Regions from separate parts of the Homo sapiens genome. Here region 2 is linked to region 1. Evidence: chromatin contacts called from ENCODE Hi-C or POLR2A ChIA-PET data. All regions are on one chromosome and are shown on one strand. Each heading gives the region's core, a stretch centred on a gene start or an enhancer-like site at or near the end of the contact. The rest is flanking DNA. Distances are from core to core; before and after follow the strand shown.

Region 1 (6,200 bases), core at 3,297-5,796:
TTAATATTTTCAGCGACTGCTCTGCCTTCGTCAGGATCAGGTGGAATTCTGTCCTTGTTTCTCAGTTTTGTTTTGTTTTGTTTTCAGATGGAATCTCACTCTGTTGTCCAGGCTGGAGTGCAGTGGCACAAACTCAGCTCACTGCAACCTCTGCCTCCTGGATTCAAGTGATTCTCCTGCCTCAGCCTCTTGAGTAGCTGGGATTACAGGCATGTGCCACCATGCCTGGCTAATTTTTGTATTTTTAGTAGAGATGGGGTTTCACTATGTTGGCCAGGCTGGTCTCGAACTCCTGACCTCAGGTGATCCTCCTGCCTCAGCCTCCCAAAGTGCTGGGATTACAGGCAGGAGCTACCGCACCCAACCTGTTTCTCAGTTTTTTTTCATCTGTAAGATGGGGAGAATGATAATACATACCTCAATGGGCTGGGTTAAAAAATGGTGAAATATTTAGAATAGTGCCTGGCACAGAGTAAGTATTAACTATTATTATTATTATTTTTATTATTCCAGAGATAAAGAGAAGGCATCAAACCTAGTATGAGGGTATCAGGGAAGGCTACCTGGAAGAGGTGGTGTTTCAGCTAATGACAGATGAGGTAGTCCTTGCATGATTTTGAACTCCTCTGCTTGGACATTTATGTCTAGAATTTGATATGCTATACCCTGAACAAGTGTGCTAATTTTAGAAAACTGTAAAGAAGAAAACAGAAAACAGCCATAATCCCATCTTTGCATTGATTTCATTCTGGATTAATTTTATCTCTATTTTTAACTATATTAATTGATAACCTGTATACGCAGTGTGTGTCTGGCTAGAAAAATGTTTATTTCTAAAAAGTATTTATATATTTATAGGAAATAAAGATCTGAATGGGGGAGAAAAGCCTAAAAATATTAACAGTGGTTATCTTTGGAGGGGGGGATTATGGCTCATTTTTCTCGTGTGTTTGTTGGTAATCCGGACTGTCTACTTTCCCTCTCATGATTATATATTAGTTTGTGTCATTTAAAAATGTCATTTAGTCTGGGCATGGTGGCTCATCCTGTAATCCCGACACTTTGGGAGGCCAAGGTGGAAGGTTTGCTTGAGGCCAAGAGTTTGAGGCCAGCCTGGGAAACGTAACGAGGCCCTGCCTCTAAAAAAAAAATTAGCCAGGTGTGGTGGTGCACACCTGTAGTTCTAGCTCCTTGAGAGGCCAAGGCAGGAGGGAGGATCACTTGAGCCCAGGAGTTGGAGGCTGCAATGCACTCCAGTCTGGGTGACAGAGTGAGACCCTGTCTAAAAATAAAAACTAAAAATATTACTTAAAATGTAATATATAGAACTCAGGAACCGCAGATGGAGAGTCTCATAATCTTTATATTTTCAGACCATGAAGGAGAGTGGGGTAGCTTGGCCGGACTCTGAGCGTCCTGGACCCACAAGTCTGAGAGGAGAGGCTGCATGTGGCCTCTGGTATGGTCACATGGTTCTATAAGGAAACTGAGGCAGGACATAAGGCTTCACTTGTGAAGTGGTGGAGAGGGAGGGGGCAATTGCCAACTGGGTGATAATAAAGACTATTGTTAAGACCTTGCCCCCAGTGGCACATGAAATGCCACTAACCCTGAGAGATTGAGAGACATTCAAACCTGAGGTTTGGGGCATGGTGCCCTTCCTGTGACTTTGGTGCTAATGATGTCTAAGATACCTCTTAGCTCCTCCCTCTGTCATTCTGCACAGGCTTCTCCTTTGCCTGGACTATTTTAGTAGCCTGTGAACAGGTCTCTGGACCCTCATCCCCAGTCCGCACCATGATGGTGCTCCCATCCAACACATACATCTCCGCTTGGCTCCCCCGTGCCACTGACCCCTGACATGGATCCTCTCCCACCTCCCATCACCATTGCGCCACTTGCCCCACCATCCTCCCAGCTCAGCGACACCTGGTTCTCCAGGCCTTTGCACATGGGATTCCCTCCTGCCACATCTCTGCTTGATCCATTCCTACTCATCTTTCCATCTGATCTCGGGGGAGAGACATTTTCTCTGAGGAGCTTGGCTTGTTTGCCCTGATCCACACTGGGCTGGCACAACCTGCTTTCCTGTCTGTCTGCCCTGTGAGATCCCTGAGGCCATGGCTGTGACTTGTTCACCTTGTTCTTGGTGTCTGGCACCTGAGGGTGGGGTGGGGCTCTGTGTCTGGTGAATGAGTGAATGAATTCTGGCCAAGGCCTCAAAGACACCCAGCCCAATGAGCTGAGTGGGGTGGTGTGGCCCAAATGGTGTGTTTGGACACCAGAGAGCCCACATTGCTGCCAGCCGTCAGGGTGGGCACAAAGGAGGGTAGTCCAGGCCGGCTCCAGGGCTGCCGCACTCCCCTTCCCATGATAGGTCCCCTGGGCCAGGCCCAGGGCAGGCCCTTTCTGTGGGTGAATATAAATATATAAAACACACAGCGCACTCTTAGCTGCAAAACTAAAAATAGGAAGCGCGGGATCCGGCTCCCCAGGCTTCCCCAGCCACTGGACCACACAGGTGTGGCTGCGGATGTCGGGGCGATGTGGCCCCTCACCCCTCCCAGCTCTGGAGCCCTCATGGGGAGGAATGAGGGGCATTTTGGATTTCTGCCAGGAACAGTTCATTCTTTCACTCTGGCCTCCCTCCTGCCCCCGTCCCATTTGACAGCTCATTTCATTTACGACCCCAAAATGAACCGACCCACTGAGGTGTATTCTCTACTCACGTGGCCAGGCTGGGTTGTTTGGTGCAGCTGAGAGCTGCCCTCTGGGCCATGCTGGGGGGCTGCATTTATGCGGGGGTGCAGTCTGGAGCAGAGGAGAGGCCGGGGCTGAGGAGGGAGGCAGGGCTGGGTCTGCATCCAGCCCTGCCCTCCCCTACCCACGGCACTGGCCCCACCCCGCGCCATCTCCTCAAGCCCTCACCAGGCCCTAACGTGGGAATGTGTCATCTCTGGCCTGTAGCCTCACTGCCAGGACATCCATTGCTCAGTGTAAAAGCCAAAGCCATCCCCATGGCCACAGCCCAACAGTGGCAGGGCTGCTCCTAGGGGCCGGCAAGGCGGGTCCATCTGGGCCACTTCACCCCACAGGAGGCCACTTCTGGGAGCCCCCAGGCCACAGCCGGCTCTCTGGGTCCATCATTGGGCCCATCTGGGCCAACCTCAAGCTGTGGGGGCTGAAGAAACTGGAGGGACTCAAAGTCCAGCCCAGATCAACAGGACTCCTAGAGCCTCCAAAGCGGAATTCTGGAGTCCAGGGGCTCCCAGGCTGTGGAACTAAATGGCTTCCTCAATCTGAACTGGCTTCTACATGACCTAAGCTCTTGCTGGTGGCTCAGGGGACATGGGTGGGGCTGGGCCCAGGGTCCAGGAGGCCAGGGTTGTAAAACTATGAAAGTCAACCCTGCCTTCAAGCCAGGTACACCCTGTCCCAAAGCAGACGATTATGGGGTGTGGGGTCCTACTCCACACCTGGCACACGGCCGGTGCTCATTCAGCGTATGACCAAAAAGGGAGACTCAGAGAGGGACAGGGACCTCCCACTGCCACACGGCTCGGGAAGGGAAAACCTTCCCCACATCAAGACCTTTAGCTGGCCCTTTCGGGAATGAGTCACCTGAGGTTGGGAAGTTCTTCTTAATACCTTACCTGAATTCTTGCTGTAACCAAGGCAGCCTCTCCTCACCCTTGTCCAAAGGGGATGATGTCCACTCTCTCCACCTGCTGCCCAGGGATGCCGCCCCCTATTGCCACCTGCAGGCTGCTGTGGCTACTGCAGCACTTCCTCCCGCAGCCCTGGGACCTCAGGCAAGCTGAGACTTCTCGGGACCTTGAGTTTCCCCTTGGCAAGCTGGGTGTGCTGGTTCGTGCCTGCTAGGGTGCAGGTGATGGAGATTTGAGTCAGGAACTCTGGAGGGCACAGCTCCTCTCCGATCTGCTGTGGCACCAAAGTGTGCCTGGTGAGGAGTGCTACCATCCCCTACAAAGTGACCCCAAATAAATAGAAACAGTTTTGGCCATGTAGATGCCGTTTCAGGACCAACCCTGGCAGAGGCTGCCCAGAGCAGACCAACAGAGAAGTTCTGTAGCCACGGCTGAGGTCCTGTCCAGAGATGGACCTGCTGTCTTTTGGGTAAAAGGGGATGCCGGGCTAGGGAAATGGAAGCTTCTTGTTGGGAGCTGAGTTTCAGGCAGACCAACCAAACTGAGCAGGGCAAAGCTTTGGGAGTGGTTTTTGAAGTCGGTGGGCATCACTCAAAAATAAGGTCTGTTTTGTAAAAATTTCCCTTCACAAATCCCAACTGGCCAGGCTCTGGGCTGTGTGTTGGTACAAATCCCAAGTGGACCAGGCCTCCTTGCTGGCAAGGTGGGAGGGGGGCTGTCAAGCCAGGTCCCCACACCATCACACCCATGCTACCATTGTTGGGCTGTGGTCCCAGTTCAGCCATGGACAACCCCAGGGAGACATGGACCTTGATGACACTCCTTCTTTGCACCGCAGTTGTCTCATCTGCAAAATGGGGGCACTGAAGTTGCCGCTTACTCCCAATCCCCACTGCTGCTAGCTTGCCACAGATCTTGAAACACGAGCCTCAGAGGGGGGTTCTCACCAAGGCACTTGGACTCTCCCTCTGCCTCTGCCCCCTCCCGAAATGTGAATCTGAGGAACAGGCATAGGAATTCCTCCCAACACGGCTGGGAAGACTCACAGCCCGCTCATGATTGGTGGAAGGGTTGTGGCACTTTGAAGACCTATTTGATGCTCTCCTGGGGTCCCAGCCATACAGGAGCAGGCCTCACCGGCTGTCCTGTGGCCAGGGTGGTCTCTGCGGCCATTCCTGAAGAAGTTGGAAGCAAGGAGATGAAGGTGCTGGGTGTCTCTGTTCCTGTTCCTCCTGGGCAACAGCAGGAGGTCTCCATCCTCTCCCCCACCCCACCCCACCTCCATGCATAGCCCTAGAAACCGGGCACTGGACTCCTTCCACACATCTCAGAGTTATATTATTGTAACAAATCAGTCAAAATTCCATTTTACAGTTAAATAGTACAGAAGACAGTTTACTGTACAAGCAAGTTGTGCGTTAAAAACAAACACCAAGCAAACGATAGTGCAAAGCAGTTTCCACCCAGCTCCATCCTCTCGCCAGCTCTGGGATGGTTTTACATCAGATGAGTGCAGCAGGTGTCACACCTCAGCATGACAATATGTCACAAAAGATTGGTACCCACTACTGACAGGCTCACAGTAACACTATATCAAAACGTCTTCCTTTCCTCGTGCTTCCTACATCAGTGTGTTTGCCTAGTACAACTTTAACGCAGCCTTGTAAATAAGGACCTACTTTTACCAGCCCAGGCTGTCTGTACCCACTTTGGGCCTTACAGACTCAGTACGGCTGCCGTCACTTTTTGTCAGGGGATGGGGGATGGGGTAGGAAGAGCAATTTATTTACTATCCCTGCCTCTCCAGGATCAGGAAGGGTTAGTAATCTGGGATGAGACTACAAAGTGCTGGGCACTGGGAACCCAAAGGTGCCTCCCACGCTGACCTGGGACCAGCTATAACCAGAGAACAGGAGGGAAGAAACTACAAGGACAATGGATTCATAGCTGCTTCCTAAGAAGGCATGGAGAGGCCCCTTGGGTGCAGGGAGTCAGCAACTATTTTGAGGAGATGGAGACTGTTTTTCCAGTGAGGACAGGCCAAGAGAAACCGCAGCAGGAGGGAATGGAATAGGATCACCAGAAGGACTGCCTAACCTGCCAGTGTGTCTCTGGTGTATGGTTCTGGCCGTTGTGACAGGTTGGGTGGGGACAGTGCTCTCACAGAGACAACCAATGAAGAGCATTTTGTAGGGCAGATTTCTGCATCCACAGAGGCCGAGGCAGAAAGTTAAAATACCGCATGCTGCTAGCCTTTATGAGTTCCCTTACGCCTTTTCTAAGCCTTTCTAGGGCCAGAGAACTCTGATGTGAGAATCCATGCAGCCTGGCCCTTGGGCAAGCGCCCACTTTCCCATTTTGCAAAATTCAGGGGCAAGACTTCACCTCGGAACGCAGTGCAGCTGAGCTGCGGCTGGAGAGCCCTTTACAGTGCTTCTGTCCTGCCACGCACAGCCAGTACTCCCCACCTCTCACATCCTGCCCACCTCCGCCCAGCCTCCTGGACAGATGTCCTAGAGCCACAGAGGAGAG
Region 2 (6,307 bases), core at 49-2,548, 200 kb after region 1:
AGAGAAAAAGTGATAGCAAGGTCTTGAGACTTCTCTGAAGGGGCTGGGCTGGGGTGTTTTGGGGTAGAGCCACTGAAATTGACGGGTCCAGGGAGGACCTATGGAGACCCAAATTTGAAATCTGGTGCCTATGTCAGGAAACAGGACAAAAGCTGGTGGATTAATGACAGCATTTCACATCAAGGCTCACAGAGTTGAGCATTCTCAGACCAAAGAGTCCATCTTTTCTCCATACACAAGGCGAGGGGAAGCAGGGAGAAATACAAGAAAACAATCACAAACCAAAGCTGAGGCCAGCAGGGACAAGGCACCGCAGCGTGTTTTTGGCTGCTTCTTTCTTCTCTGTCTTCTCCTGGCAGAGTGCAGCTTCCCCTTTGCTGACCAGACAGCACTGACCATCGGCCTCGAGAGATCTGGACTCCTTTAGCCCAAGTCGCTTCTAGTTGCTGTTGACACATTCACCACCTGCTTCCTGCTCTGCCAGAGCCACTCCAGGGAGGGCGTGATGGGGAAGAAGAGCTCTGGTCCCTCCTGTCTGCACGCAGTCCCAGGTCAGAGACAGCTGCGGTCACAGCCTCTTCCCCTCCTCTCTCTGCATGCAGCCACCCCCTGCCTCCTGTCACTAGCTCAGCTCAAAGGGCACCTCACAAAACAAGCCCCGGTGTGCACAGGGACATACGTGCACCCAAGATGTTCACCACAGCATTGCTTTAGCAGAATTCATCAGGTCAGTACAACAAAAGATCACACATTAAACATAAGACAGTCAGAGAGTGGGAAGTTGTTTATAATACACTAAGTCAGTGGTTCACGAATTTGCAGAGCAGCAGAACAATCTGGAGGGTTTGTTAAAACACAGACCACTGGACCCCACCCCCAGAGTCTCTGAGGTTTGGGGTTGAGAGGGAAAGCAAGAATTTGCACTTCTGACAAGCTCCCGGGTGATACGGATGTTGCTGTCAAGGGTCACACTTTGAGAGCCACTACATTAAGTAATAAAGAAAATTCAAAAATATATGCAACCTGATATCATTGTGGTTATGTGTAAATAAATGATTAAGATACTGGTGGGGCACAGTGACTCACACCTGTAATCCCAGTACTTTGGGAAACTGAGGCAGATGGATCACCTGAGATCAGGAATTAAAGACCAGCCTGGTCAACATGGTGAAACCCTGTCTCTACTAAAAATATAAAAATTAGCTGGGTGTGGTGGCACACGCCTGTAGTCCCAGCTACTCTGGAGGCTGAGGCAGGAGAATCGCTTTAACCAGGGAGGTGGAGGTGGCAGTGAGCTGAGGTCACACCACTGCACTCCAGCCTGGGCGACAGAGCAAGACAATGTCTCAAAAAAAGAAAAAAAAGATACTATCAGTCACTGTCTCTGTGTAATGACATCGATTCGAGGCTTTTTATCATTTTATTTTTTTTTCTGAAAAAAAGTTGTCTGCAGTAAACACAGTTATTTTTGTAATGAGAGAAAAATATTTAGGCACTTCCTTCATGACACCTCCCCAGGCATCCCCAGAGAGAAGTAACTGCCCCTCCCATCTCCCCCTTTCTGCTGGTGTCCTGCGGAGCTCTCCCTTCTGCCTTGTGTGGGTTAAGCTGTCCCCACACCTGTCCCCATCAATAGGCAGGAAATGCCTTACACAGGAACTCTAGCTCAGGCACCTCCCTGTCCCCACACAGGGCCTGGCATAGCGCATCTTTCTCCATCCAAAGCCAGTGGGAACTCACAAAGTGGGGTGGAGGTCATAAAACGAACGTGGACTCCCCAGTCCAGTGGCCTGGGACAAGCCTGAATTCTGCCACTGCTTGGCTTTGAGCTGTTTGGTCCCAACTATGGGTTCTGGGTTCTGGAATGGCCTAGCCTGCCCCCACTGGCCACCAGCTTGGCCTTCATAGCACCCAAAACCATAGCACCACCCCAGTTGGCTCCACATCAAAGGCCCTCCCCCACCAGGAAGCATTCTGGTTACCAAAATGGTCATTGGTGATGGCACCATTGTCCAGAGAGTCCCTGCAGGCCTGGAGATGCATTCCTTCAGGCCCAAAGACATGACTAGAAAACTGCACAATTGTCCTAACTCCAACACTTACCAGTAGCATGACCCTATATAAATAAACTTGCTATCTCTGCATCTTTATTTACCCACTTGTCCCATAATAAGGTTGCATTAGAGAAGTGACACTCACACTGCCCCCTCCTCAACCTCCCCCTGACAGACATGATTAATCAATCACATTATCCTATCTCCCTGAGCCAGGAAGCAGCCTCAGAATTTTCTTAACGCTAATTTCCAAGCATAGTTCTCCAATGCAAGCAAACCTTCAAGATAAAAGTTATTAAAATTAATTAATTGATTTTTTAAAAATATAAAAGCCATTTGCCATTGCTGACCTATATTATTCCCTGTTTCCCTGAAACCTAGAACAATGCTCAGCAGAGTAGCCATAGTCAATCTTCGTTCAATGAATCTACATGGATACACACCAGCTGTCACCGGTTATTATGAAAGGGAAATCTTTGGTAGCCACCAACCATCCTGTGCAAACTCCAGACCAACTACTTCCTCCTTCCAGGATCCCTGACCATTGAGTTGGCGCCCTCTGCTGTCCGTTGGCTGGTACTGCAAAGGACTGTCCATTCTCAGCCCTAAGGAACTGTGAAAATTGAGCAGAGAACGATGCCAGCCATTGACCTCGTAGTAAACAGACCCAAACTTCCTCATCATGATGACCTCCTGGGGTGGCTTTGGATGCAGTCGGCTGCAAGCCCCGCCAGACACCATGCACGTGAGTATCATTTAGTCTCTTTGAGCTTTGTTTTATCCTCCTCCCCTCTCCTTCCTGTGTCATCCGCAGAACTGAGGGCCCTCTGTTCCAATTCTCTCACTCCACAGCTGATAGGATTGAGGCCAAGTGAGGAGAGGGGATCAGTTCAAGGTCTCACACACCACTCAAACCAGAACTCGGGTCCCCATACTCCCAGCTCTGGGCTCATTGACACACCAGGTTGCCTTCCTCTTCTCTAACAGGTGGGACAGGACAGGCACAGTGGCTCACGCCTGTAATCCCAGCACTATGGGAGGCCGAGGTGGGTGGATCATGAGGTCAGGAGTTTGACACCAGCCTGGCCAACATGGTGAAACCCTGTCTCTACTAAAAATACAAAAATTAGCCAGGCATGGTGGCACACACCTGTAATTCCAGCTGCTCAGGAGGCTGAGGCAGGAGAATTGCTTGAACCTGGGAGGTGGAGATTGCAGCGAGCTGAGATCACGCTATTGCACTTCAGCCTGGGCGACAGAGCAAGACTCTGTCCCCCAAAAGAATCAGATAGGAAAGAAACTGCCCTGGGCTTGGAGTCCTTGCGTTCTCCAAGGGCTTCACCCACTTGCCGCGGGGTGGGGGACGGGGGGTGAGTTCTGCCTGGAGCTAAGGAGTTAGAGGGCCCCAGTTCAAACTCTCTGGCATCTTCTCGACATCTCTTTACCAAGATCTGCCTCATTTGGCCTCTACCCATCTCTCTGATGTCATCTCCCCACCCTTGCCCCCCATTCACTCTGCTCCAGCCATAACGGATGGCCTCGTTCCAACCTCAGGGCTCTTGCACTTGCTGTGGCCTTTTGTGGAACCTCCTGTCCCCAGATCTTCGCATGACTGAGTCCATCCTGTTTTTCCTCAAATGTCGTCTCTGCTGAGAAGCCTTCCTCCACCACCTGAAGGAAGTCCTCCCTCCCACCCCCACAGAGGTTTTGTCTGTGTCCTAGCCCCCAGCACTTGCATGGGCACTCAGCAGGCACTCAACTAACAGTTGTTGATTAGATGAGTAAATTAGGGGCTTGAAAGGGAGACACGAGGAGAGTCCTAGAAAGGGAGTCAGGGGTGAAAGACGTGAGTTGAAGGCCACCTCCACTGCTGGGTGACCCCAGGCAAGTCACAACCTCTCTGAGCCTCAAATTTTCCAATTCCATGGTCTGTTCATGCCTGGACAGCCTGAGACTCTCTGATCAGGGAGACTTCAGAGCCTACCCCAGAATGCAGGCCCCTCAGACCTAGTGAGGGGGGATGGTGGGCTTCTCCTTCCTCCCCTCTCTATGGTCCCCTCCACTAGTTTCAGGTCCAAACCCCTCAGGGAAGGGACAGAGGAAGCCAAGACGAATGGGCATCCCCACTCCCCAAGGGCAGGCAGCCCACATGAGGCCTCTAGGATAATTACAGCCAGCTGGGCTGCCTCTACCCCCTACCCCAGCTCCCTGCTCCCTGGAAGCTGGAGAAGCTCAGCAGCTGCCCACATGTGGTTATTTGAACAGGGAGTGGGAGAGGGAGCTGGCAGGTCCACTGCTGGGCCATGGTGCCAGCTGGGGCCAGCCCTGCCTGACAGCCTTGCTTGAGAACCCACGTGTACAGGCAGGGCCAGGAACGCTGAAGTGCTGGGGCTCAGCAACTTCCCTCCCAGGCTGAGGGGAGCAAGAGGCCACAGGCCTCAGGTCAGAGCCACATGTGGCTGTGGGCTGTTGTCAGCAGATCCCTGCACAGTGTAAAGCCACGCTGCAAGCTGGGAGTGAGCTGCTGACAGACGCAGGCCCACATGCCCTGAGGCTGAAAGGCAGGGATAGGAGCCAGGGCCAGACCCCCGAGGGGACTCTAGGGAGTTCAGATGGGGCTTCGCCATCAGGCCTGGGAGCCAGAGCCACGGCCAGCTGCTCTCTGCTCACGGGGAACGGGACGTCAAGATGAGCCAGGGTGGTCCCCCTCCCTGCATGAGGGGCTTCTCAATGATGGGGCATGTTGGATACCATGTTCCCAGCTTACCCCAGTAGAAACTGCCTTCAGGCAGGGAACCAACCTGGAAGGACTGAGTCACTGATTCATGCTGGGATGTCAATGACCAAGGGTAGATCTGAAGAGCTCTAGGTGTGAAGCTTCTGGGGTTCAGAGCCCTCCAACACATTATCCTAGGAAAACCTGGCAGAAAATGGAATGACTTGGTTTTGTGTTAAGTTCTGTGCGTGTGTGTGCGTGTGTGTGTGTGTGTCTGTGTCTGTGTAGATTAAGACAGAATTGTCTGACATCTTTTAAATGTCCCAAGAGATCCTCAGTCTCAACAAGTGCAAAACCAACTCAGAATCTACCCTTCATCCAAGCCAGTCTTCTCTACGGGGTCTCTCAGCACCCCCAGGTCAGCAGGCAGAAGCCCACGCCTCAGCCCCATCTCCATCTCCCATCCTTTGCTGATTCCCAGAGGTTTCCCCTCCTGAACACCTCTCGAGTTGACCACTTCTCTCCTAAATAGTGGCAACTGTGGGTTTCCCCATACAGACCTGCCCCCAGCATGCGTGTTGGGCCCCTAACTGAGCCACATGAGATGAAGACATTGACCAAGGTCACTTCTTTTTTTTTTTGAGATGGAGTTTTGCTCTGTCACCCTACCAAGGCAGCCCCTGCCCTCCTCTTTCTCTTGCTATTCCTGCTCCATCACTCTTAAGGGTAGGGTGTGGACACCACAGCCTGCACTTTCAAGCTCCAGCCGCATTCTTGCAAATGACAACTTCTTCACCACCCTCAGACCCAGGGGTCTATACCCCAGAAGCAGATCCTCCCCTAGGGGAATCGGAATGAGGAAGAGGCTCCTGAAGGAAGAGGGGTTGTGGGTAGAGGCCCCAAGAGGCAAATGCCCTTAGCCCATAGACTCTTCTTTCCATGGGGAGAGGCATGAGCCAAGGAGAGCCAGAGCAGGGCCCTCTAAAGTACAAAGCCCAGGGAAGGGTTCAAGGACAGGAATGTCCTCATCTCTGCTCGGACCTCCCCTGCCAATTTCGTCCCTATTAGAGGCAACCAAAGAGATCTTTTTAAAATCCAAGAGGATCATGTTACACTCCCCTGCTTTATTCCCTCAATGGCTCTCCATTGCTTTTAGGATAGCTGCAAAGTTTCTCAAGCAGCACCTATGAGACCCTCAGGGTCCAGCCCCTGCCAGCCTCTCCATTCTTATTTCTAGCCCTGCTTCCCCTCTCTCTCCACTCCAGTCACATAAGCCTTCCTTCAGATCCCTGTGCTGTCCATGGTGCCCACCCACAGACCTTTGCACATGCTGTTCCCTCTGCCTGGAATGCTCTTCCCTCTCCACCTGGCCTAGCACACTCCTCCACAACCTGCAAGTCTTGGTTCTAGTGTTACCTCCACAGGGAAGCCTTCCAGGATTTTTCTGCCTAGAGTGATGTCCCTCCCCAGTACAGATTCTCATAGCTCCATTGCCCTCACTCACCACTGTGGCACTTGGGAGACAACTTGACACTTG

The links. A loop is a pair of places that touch in the nucleus more often than their neighbours do. ChIA-PET counts read pairs that join two places held with the same protein, here RNA polymerase II (POLR2A). Pooled maps may share reads with other maps.
Region 2: a pooled map shows a loop between it and region 1 (4-fold over the local background). The contact joins two enhancer-like sites. A Hi-C loop is called at or near these places in 1 of 168 maps with a recorded cell type or tissue (DLD1), 1 of 37 single-sample maps with no recorded cell type and 6 of 50 pooled maps. POLR2A ChIA-PET finds 5 or more read pairs at or near these places in 3 of 52 experiments (GM12878, activated CD4-positive, alpha-beta memory T cell and activated naive CD8-positive, alpha-beta T cell).

Annotation. Positions count from the first base shown.
Region 1 is chr1:24,894,530-24,900,729 of GRCh38, forward strand. It overlaps RUNX3 (RUNX family transcription factor 3), which reads right to left. Exons shown (of 5, transcript NM_004350.3): 5 at 4,982-6,200. Among named protein-coding and RNA genes, the nearest start is that of MIR6731, 22 kb to the right of the region's middle. RefSeq lists enhancers at 3,892-3,961, 6,052-6,101. Within about 2 kb of position 4,547, at least 3 of the 41 ENCODE cell types and tissues checked have a DNase peak (open chromatin) inside an H3K27ac peak, as active enhancers do.
Region 2 is chr1:25,098,998-25,105,304 of GRCh38, forward strand. No RefSeq gene overlaps it. Among named protein-coding and RNA genes, the nearest start is that of LINC02793, 61 kb to the left of the region's middle. RefSeq lists a silencer at 4,398-4,467. Within about 2 kb of position 1,299, at least 4 of the 41 ENCODE cell types and tissues checked have a DNase peak (open chromatin) inside an H3K27ac peak, as active enhancers do.